Linked DNA regions of Homo sapiens: region 2 is linked to region 1. Evidence: chromatin contacts called from ENCODE Hi-C or POLR2A ChIA-PET data. All regions are on one chromosome and are shown on one strand. The core of a region is the stretch at or near the end of the contact, and the rest is flanking DNA. Distances in the headings are between cores, read along the strand shown. Region 1 overlaps TNPO1-DT (TNPO1 divergent transcript). Region 2 overlaps TNPO1-DT (TNPO1 divergent transcript).

Region 1 (4,996 bases), core at 2,310-4,809:
TGGGTCTATAGCAGTTCATTTAAACCCAAAAGTTAGCTCAGCTTATAATAAAAATCCAGTCAATGCGAGTGCCCAGAAATTCTTCCTTGAAATCCATCCCCAATGTTCACCTAGCCCCAACTGACACATTTAAATAAATGCTGATCAGAATTTAGGGATCAGTATTTTATCCCCAATGGGAACAGAAAATTTGAAATCCCCTCTTGTTCAAGATCCCATTGTTTCCCTCTCTCTTTGTAAAACCAAATATCATATGTTCTCACTTAAAAGTGGGAGCTAAGGTACGAGGACACAAAGGCATAAGAATGATATAATGGAATTTGGGGACTCAGGGAGAAGGTTGTGGGGGCTGAGGGATAAAGGACTACATATTGGGTAGAGTGTACACTGCTTGAGTGATGGGTGCACCAAAATCTCAGAAATCACCACTAAAGAATTTATGCATGTAACCAAAAACTACCTATACCCCAAAAACTATTGAAATAGAAATAAAAATTTAAAAAACAGCAATTCTAGGGCAGTTGGGATGGCTATTTTGGAAAATCTTGGGGCAATGACTAAAAATACCATGAAATTGTAAAGTGTTACAGAAATTCTTAGTGATGGCGCACGGCATCGCAGGGATCGGAGGCTTCAGTTTATCTGGGAAGCTCCTGCATTCAGCCACCAAGGCCTCTGCCTGGATATTGTGGCCTTTATCCCTAGCCTCTGATTTCTAATGTGGTCTTTATGATGAGCCTGGAGCGTTGCCATGGAAAGCACTCACAGCTGCTGAACCAAAGTCAGGCTGTTTTCAGATTTGAGTCTGGCTGCTGGCTGCTGCATACTATCTGTGGCCAGGCTTTCTGAATGATATTCAAAAATTACCAACACACACACACACACACACACACACACGCACGCACGCACACCAAGAAAAAGAAATCAACTGAGGAACAGCTTCCCATGATAGTCTATTATTTTTTTCTACTCATTTTGATAAAATGTGACATTTGAAATTTCAAAATAAATAATCATAAAATCTGCTTTCTTGTGCAGCCTATGTGCAGGGTGGCCAACATAATACATGGAGCAATTAGAAGAAGTAAATAAGAAAGAGGAGTTTGAAAGGAGGAAAACTGTTTTACAGTGCAGGTTCTATTCCAGTAATAGACCAAGGATCAATACAAGGACATAGATAATTGATTTACAGGTAAACACACGACTTTAAAATGGTGTTTTCTGCAACAACATGGATGAATTTTAAAAATATTAAGCTGAGCAAAAGAAATCACAAACAAAAGAGTATCTGCTCTGTAGAACCATTTATATGAAGTTCAAAACTAATTAACAGTGATAAAAGCCAGAATTGTGTTTGTCTATGGCAGGATAAGGGGTGAATTAACCAGAAAAAACCATGACAGAATATTGTGGAGTGATGAAAACCTTCTGTTTCTTGATTTGGGATATAGTTACATGATTTAACACCATCAGTAGTATGCTGAGTCTGTCTCTTACACTCCTGAGGGTAGAATTTTTGTAAGCCGATTGTTAAACCATCGCTAGCTTAAAATCAGCTATGGTGGGAGTATTTAAACCATGCAAACCAACAAATGCTACAAATCAAGTTTGGGTCTTTCTGCAGAGGGCCACTTTACCAGCATACCCTTGAATACATTTGTCCAGCTTCATCAAAGTATACACTTAAGATTTATGAATTTTAATGTGTATAAAATTACCTCAATAAGGCACTGGTAGCAAAGAAGAAAAAAAGGATAAAATAGTGTCTTCAGTTAGTGAACCAGTCTAGTTGTTCATTTGTGACTTTCATGTCCTTATGTGCCGTTTCAAGCCTTCATGAGTTCCATTTTCTAAAATTGAGGCTCACCACGATCGTAGTAAATAGCTGGCTTGACACTGCGTACTCTGTGAGCCGCTGAGCTACATTTGAATTAGGTATAGTGAATTTTAATATAATCTGTGTCCTAATTTTTACCACCTCTCTTAAAATATCCTTACATACGTAAAGTATAGGCCCATCCTTCTTTTTAAAAAAGTTTCATATGTTAAAGTCTTTATATGTCAAACACAGCAAATATTATATTACTGCATATAAACTTAGTTCACCATTCTTTTTAATTGAGTAAATCCCTATCACTTTTATGCTTTATTTTCATTATCTTTTGTTTTATGGGTTTTTTAATACCTGTAAAAAGAGCTATGGCTATGTTGAATTCAAATAACACAAAAGGCTAAAAAGTCTTTCCCTAGACTCTATCCCAAGTCCTACTGTTTAAAGAGAGCAACGGTTGGCTGGGCGCGGTGGCTCACACCTGTAATCCCAGCACTTTGGGAAGCCGAGGTGGGCGGATCACGAGGTCAAGAGATCAAGACCATCCTGGCCAACAGGGTGAAACCCCGTCTCTACTAAAAATACCAAAAAAAATTCCTGGGTGTGGTGGCACGCCCCTATAATCCCAGCTACTCGGGAGGCTGAGGCAGGAGAATCGCTTGAACCCGGGAGGCGGAGGTTGCAGTGAGCTGCTATCGTGCCACTGCACTCCAGTCTGGCAACAGAGCGAGACTCTGTCTTAAAAAAAAAGAGCAATGGTTAAACATTAGGATATAGCTGTCCAATCTTTTTCTACATTTATATTATACACAAATCAAAATACATATACACACATGCTACACTTTTAAAAAACAAAAATAGGATTATGTATAATGTTACACAACTCGGTCTGTTTATTTTATCTTCCATGCTCATCTTTCCATGTCAGTGTAGGTGAGCTCTACCTAAGAAAAGCTTCGTAGGTACCACTACTTATTTAATCAGTCTCCTCCTGCTGAACTCTTAGACTTTTTCTAAACTGTCATCATTACAAAATTCCTACAATGAACACCCTTGTGTTAAGTTGAATCATTTCAAATTGCTGTTTGTGTATATCAAAAAATGGTTGAATAGCAGTAATTTCAAATGGGTCATACTATACATTTGTATTTCTATAGGATACACTTCTTGAAGTGGGATTGGTGCATCAAAGAAGATGTGCATTTTTATTTTGATGACTACTACTACACTACCCACCTCATAGATATGCCAATTTATACTGTGCTCATTCCCCATGCCCTTGACAATAATAAAAGCTTTCAATCTTTTTAATTTTTGCTAGAAGATTATGCCTCCGTGTTTTGCTTTGCTTTCTTTCCTGATGATTGAGGAGGCTGAATATCTTTTCGTATGCATACTGCACCCAGGACACTTAAAACATCATTTGATTCTCCCACAATCCTCCAAACACACTCCTATTTACAAAAAGAAAATCAAACCTCTTTTTGAGAGAATTAAAGAACAGATGCCTATCGTTAAAAGGATTCCTTTTAGGAAGCTGGGACGGATTATTTTTCTGCCTTCAAATTTCTATTCGTTTCTGTTACTGGACACACAAACATGTATTGTTTTTGCCTAGAGCGAACTCCTTTGACCTCACTCTTCTGTTTTCTGAATTTGAATCACTTGGAAAATCCACTGGGCTTTGGATCTGAGAAGCCGACACTGGGCTCTGGGCAAAGCTGTGGGCTTTGCAGCCTGCCAGCAGGGGGCCTCTTCAGCTCTGAGAGGCCTCCTGGCCAGAGCTCCATTTCCTCCCTCCTAAACAAGCTTCTCCCCAGCGCAGAGAGGCAGTTGCTGGCTTCCACTTAGGCAGGATAATTTAGTGAATGAAAGTCGTTTGGCTTCCACCATAGTAATTAGTATGCAAATTACCAGTATATTACCTGCAGAGTCATAAATTACATTGACAGACTTAATATTCACAGATTCAACATTCCAGTGAGGGTAATTTTTCTATTTTTCAATAGTTGTAGACCAGGCCGATCCACCACCTTATTGAACTGTTATGCATTAAATCAACAGTTGAAAAATTAAGCATTTTCCAAAGCATTTTATTATGCATTTATTTCTTTCAGTAGGCAGTCAAGTGGAACATTAAATATGCAGTGTGTCTAAGAGTACTAAATGGCTGGTGAATACATTTAAGCCTAAAACAGTTTTTTTGTAACTTAAAAAAAGAGACACAACACAGGAAAATCTATATCATAATACAATCTATTGAATCTTTGCCAACACCATTAGAACCAAATATTTTCTAGCTCAGGTTCCCGTAAGTAAGAGGAATCATTAATCCCCAATAAGTGGTTCAAGCTAATGCTGCTCACAAATGGAAAATGGCTGGCCCATAGGAAAGGGGTGCAGTGAGTCCACGTAGGGGTGGACAGGGTCAAGTCTCATCATGTCAACATGATCTTTCCTTCTTCTATTCACCCAAGAGACCAACTGAGCCCGTATTCTGTGCCAGGTCAACAAGATGATTCCTGCCTCCAGGGGATTTAAGGACAGTTAGAGTCAAAGTCTCTTAGCTCAGCCCCTGCTGATGGACAGCATGGTGAGCACTAATCATTGAAGAGTCATGGGGAACACCCAGCACCTTTTCTACGTCCAGCCTCAAAAGCCACTGGAAAGTTAGTGAGACTCAATAATTCCTTCCTCCAGTTCCTCTCTGCACATTCCTACAAAATAAAATTACCTTTGCTTTAAGAGTCTAACATTACTATTGAGGCCATTGAAGGACATATTTATTGATGGTTTCAACAAGGAGATCTGAGAAAGGTGACTAGAGATGGTTAGCAGGAATGTACTGAGAGACACCCATTCACAGATGTGCAGATAACGCCAAATTGCAAATAAACCAGGTGGCTGATGTCTGACATTTGGTCCTTAACTTTAGAAAGTACTTAGCATTTAGAATACCATCCTTCAAACCAAACAAAAGAATTATCCTACGGAGATAGAAAAAGGCAGGGGAAGAAAACCACTTTGCTGCCACAGCTTGGGCCTGCAGTGGCTTCTGTGTCCCCACACTGTATTTGAGGATGGGCATCACCACTTCAAATTCTGGGGGAAGAGCCCCTTGGCCCTGGTTTTCTACTCTCTGTAACCAGCTCACACCTTTCTTTG
Region 2 (4,447 bases), core at 1,579-4,078, 37 kb after region 1:
TGAAAGTTCTCAGACTCACCCATGGCCTACTAGATCTGATTTTCTGGAGGTGGTGCCAGGGAGTCCATGTTTTTAACACGCACCTGCTGCAATTTGTAAGCATGTTAAAGCATAAAGACGACTTGCTGTATTTAGACTGATTTGCATGACATTTGCCATAGCACACACTAGACATGCATTAGAGTTTAGTGAACAATATCTGATCATTGCCTTTGTAAAACATACAAAATACTGACTGTTGCATTTGCAGATAGACCTTACTTTCCTTTTTTACACAGCTTATTTTTACACTTTTATTTAATGGGTAAGAGAAAAACTCTACTTGAGGATAGCTGCTGAGTTTGTGGTTTTGTTTGGTTTTCGGGTACCTCTTTCTTTTTCATCATCTCTGCTGAATCTATAGTCCTTGAGGTCAGGATCAACGGGCTGTTCTCTGCTGAGCTTCTTAGTAAACAGGCTTAACCTAGACGACATTTTCCCTGCTGCATACACCAATTATCTAGGTGTTGGGTGCATAGATAATGTGGCCCTGAAGTCTAGATATAAAAACGGAGGTCTCAATTTGATGTTCCACTCTCTACTGATGTACTCACAGCTTAGCCCTGGTCCCTGGATTCTTTGGTGCTTATTTTTCTTAGAAAAAGCAGCTGGTACCTGGTTAATAAAGCCCAGTCATCTTTAATAGAACAATGGATAAAAAAACTTTTGAATATCTGATATCAAAGCCTCATTTAATATACAAAGCAACCTCTTATTACATTAGTACTTGAGTGACTTGTTTTGGCAAATCTAGAAATCTATTTTGCTGCTTTCTAACAAATAGATTTTGCTACAAAAGCATTCAGGAAATAAATGGGAATTCATCTGTGACTGACTGAAATGATGGCAAGGCTTAACTTTCATAAACCATGTTCCTTGCAAGCAGGAAAGTTTTCCTCCTTGAGCTTTATGACTTTTTTCTAAAATAGGGAGGGTTCGTAACGATGTCAAAGGCTGCCTTTCTCTAGAAGACATCTAGCCATCTCCAAGTACTCCATGAGGTCATATTTTCCTGTACCTAGTGATTCCTAGGATGATTTTGAGTCATTTTTATATTCTTGAACAAAAAAAATGATAATTTTTGAGAGGATTCTCACTTCTCCTTATGTGAAGCAATGAGGCTACATCTTTAACATTGTGATCCATGTATGCTTCCAAACACATTGCTGCTGGCCAGTACATTCCCCAATTCAGAGGCCCCTTGGTTTCAGCTCATGTGCACTCAAGACAAATAGAATCTGGTTTAGGACAAAATGAGCTCATTCTCCTGGACAGAGGGAAAACCCGGCTGGCCAATTCTGGTCCTAATCTCACCCTTATAAGTTTCTGGTTCTTCAGCACAACCATGAAAGCTTGATCTACTGTAGAGTTCAAGTGTCAACTCTGCAATATTATAAATATAATGATGAGTAATGATAATTTCATAAAGTCATCCTTGCTAGAAAAAGCTGACCATCATCTGTCATATAAACAACAGCAAACATTTTATGGTGCTATATATCAGGCATTTTGAAAGTGTATCATTGCATTATTTCATTTTATCTCGACAGCAAGTCCTAGAGGTAGTGCTCTGTATTGTCCCATTTTACAGAAGAAGAAATTGAGGCACACAGGGTATGCCACAGGTAGTCACAGTCAGAAGAGCAGTTTTACCAAGTCTGTCTGACTCCAGAGCCTATCCTCTTACCACTTAGGTTAGGCTGCTTTTATAATAATAAAATAATAACATCGTAACAACTAACACTTATTGAGTACCGGTTATGTGCCAAACAACTTGGACATACTTTACATGTAACAGTTCAACTCATCAGATGACTATTATTGTCACCACTTTGCAGATGAGGAAACTGAGGCTGAGAGAGGTTAAGTACCTTGCCCAAAGTCTCCCAACTAGGGGTGGCAGAACCAAGTCATAGGGTGGGCCTCTTTAATCTTTCAGTGTCCCATCTCCCAGGCTTTGGTGCTGACTTATGGCTGGAGAATGGCTGTCAAGAATAACAGAGTTGCAGAGACTCTGTGGCAGTGGCACAGAGCAAAGCCAGAGGGCCAGTGATGTCCAGACATCTCTCCTGAGCACATAGGAGCAGGGCTGTGACCTGGGTGAGCTCAGTGGACATGGGAGAGGAGCAAGGCTGATTGCCCCAAAGCTACAGGGAAGGGATCTGAGGAATCAGCAAAGGGCCAAATGTAGGGTCAACACAACAAAGATTGTGTAGACAATGGACAGACCCAAAGAGGCTGGGCAGAGAAGAACAACTGGATCCAACTCCAAAGAACTTCAATCAGGGCAAAAAGACAGAATGGACAGGCATGGGAAGACAGCCATAGGTGAGACTCTAGGGCCTGAGAGAATAGAAGCAGAATTCCCGTGTGATTTGGAGACAAGCTGGTCAGAAACCCAGTGAGATGAGGGGGAGGGAGGAACCCTAGCCACTGACCTCATCAGACTCCTGATTAACTGGGTTAACTGATCCCCAACTAAATAAAAATCACAATCATGCTGAACTTTATTTTTAATTATTGCCCCATAGAGACAGATGAAGAAGTCTATGGTCCTCCACCACAGAGCTTGCTAACATTCCCATTTGCCATTTACCCAATTTACTCTGTACCAGCCATCCACTGAATTCACTGAAGGTTTTTGTTGGAGAGCGTCTTGACTCTGGTTATCGTCTTCAATAAAACATGTCTCACTTTGTTCTCTATCAGTCTATCTCCCTGGACACCCACATAATCATCCTTTTGTAAACAAAGCAGGCTTTGAAGCCTCTAGGAGTCCTGCTAGGCTGAGAGAGATGAGAATGAGCTGCAGGCTTCCTGGTGTGAACTGGAGCCTGGAAATATTTTATAACCTGTATTGTTTTTCCTGATTATGAAAGTAGCAAGTGTTCATTGTAGAAAATACACCAAAGCCTCAAGAAAAAATGCTATTACCCAACAGAGATAAGAAACATAACATCTGGTTTAGAGCATTTTGGCATAGATAGATAGGTTGATTGATTGATTTTAAATTTATGGCATTAAATTATGTGCAGTTTTATTTCCTGTTTTTTTACTTGACATAGATCAAAAGTGTTTTTCCCATGTCAAATCAATATTCACTGTAAGATTTTTCATGACTACATATTCACCAATCCTATTGAATATGTTAGACTTGCATTTCAGGGTTTCATATTTGCCTTTATATCAGGCTGCTGCGTTTGTTCTGCAGCTACATACTCAAACCCTGCCTTCTCCATGGCCTCTCTGTGCTTTCTGAAATTTAACTCACAGGTGCCAGAAGACCCTGTTAAATAAGCACTGGAAAATAGTTATTCTGGGTTTTGTCTTGAGTTCTGCCAATTCCCTAAGCAGCTACAGCCAGTTCCCTCCTCTCTGTGTGTCATCTCCCGCATCTGTCAGGTTACACAGTCATGTCTAATTTAAAGCCAAGCAATTTGGTAAAGGAGAAGACTCTCCCTGGCCAGCCTCATCACTGAACTGCAGAGGCTGGCTGGGAGCCCAGAAGAGCTGGTGTTTCTTGCAGAAAAACCATCATGATTACCTGTGCCAGGCATGGAGCTAAGCATAATATACATCTTTTTTTTTTTTTTCAATCCTCCCAACATCCCAGTGAGGTAAGAACTATTATTATTCACATGTGGTGGAACAAGAAACTGAGGCTTGGGGAGATTAAATAACTTCACAGAGGCCTAGAAAAGTAACAGGATGGCTGAGCCAAACCCAGCCTGAGCTCATAGCCACTACTGATGAGTCCTGGAGATCACTGTCACTTTTTCTAGGGTGAAGTGCTTTTCCCAAAAGACTCAGAGCTCCATGGCCCTGTCTTGTGAGGGACCATTTGACCAGATGCTTTTCAAAGATGACACATCTGCACATTTCAGAACCCAGTGGAAGTCTGTTCATGAAGCAAGTTTTTTTAATGTTCAAATCAAGTAGGAAGGACTGAAAACAGGTGTGTGATGCATGAAAGAAAAATGGCTCTTCAGACAAAACTCTGGAAAATTGAGACAACTCTAAGATCTGATTTTAAAAAGAATCCCAGAGCCTGACATTTCCAATGGCTCTGGTCTTCATTCTCTTTCCTGAGTGTTTGAATCATAAAAGCGTGTAGCTCTTTCATCTCTCCCTCGTCCTGCTCCTCCCCTGCACAGACAAATGGTATTTTGAGTTTTGTTCCCACCCCAGAGTACAGATCTATTTTTGTGAATCCAGGCTCCTTCTTCCAAAGCCCCTCACTGTCCCATTCTCCACTGTGTCAGTCCCTCTTTCCTGCCCCCACACACCCGAGGGCCCGTGACGAGCCCTCAGAATAGAGAGAACCTCATCCTTCCCCTCCTCCCAGCCTCCCACAATGACTCACACATTGCACAGGGCAAGCAAGGCAGGAGAGGCCTCGTCACAAAAC

Evidence for each region. Hi-C counts contacts between places; a loop is a spot of excess contacts on that map. ChIA-PET counts read pairs that join two places held with the same protein, here RNA polymerase II (POLR2A). Pooled maps may share reads with other maps.
Region 2: a map of sigmoid colon shows a loop between it and region 1 (2.1-fold over the local background). The contact joins two enhancer-like sites. A Hi-C loop is called at or near these places in 3 of 168 maps with a recorded cell type or tissue (PC-9, psoas muscle and sigmoid colon) and 1 of 50 pooled maps. POLR2A ChIA-PET finds 5 or more read pairs at or near these places in 2 of 52 experiments (PC-9 and WTC11).

The regions. Positions count from the first base shown.
Region 1 is chr5:72,607,737-72,612,732 of GRCh38, forward strand. All of the region lies in intron 7 of TNPO1-DT (TNPO1 divergent transcript), which reads right to left. Among named protein-coding and RNA genes, the nearest start is that of ZNF366, 100 kb to the left of the region's middle. Within about 2 kb of position 3,560, at least 2 of the 41 ENCODE cell types and tissues checked have a DNase peak (open chromatin) inside an H3K27ac peak, as active enhancers do.
Region 2 is chr5:72,645,208-72,649,654 of GRCh38, forward strand. All of the region lies in intron 7 of TNPO1-DT (TNPO1 divergent transcript), which reads right to left. Among named protein-coding and RNA genes, the nearest start is that of ZNF366, 140 kb to the left of the region's middle. Within about 2 kb of position 2,829, at least 2 of the 41 ENCODE cell types and tissues checked have a DNase peak (open chromatin) inside an H3K27ac peak, as active enhancers do.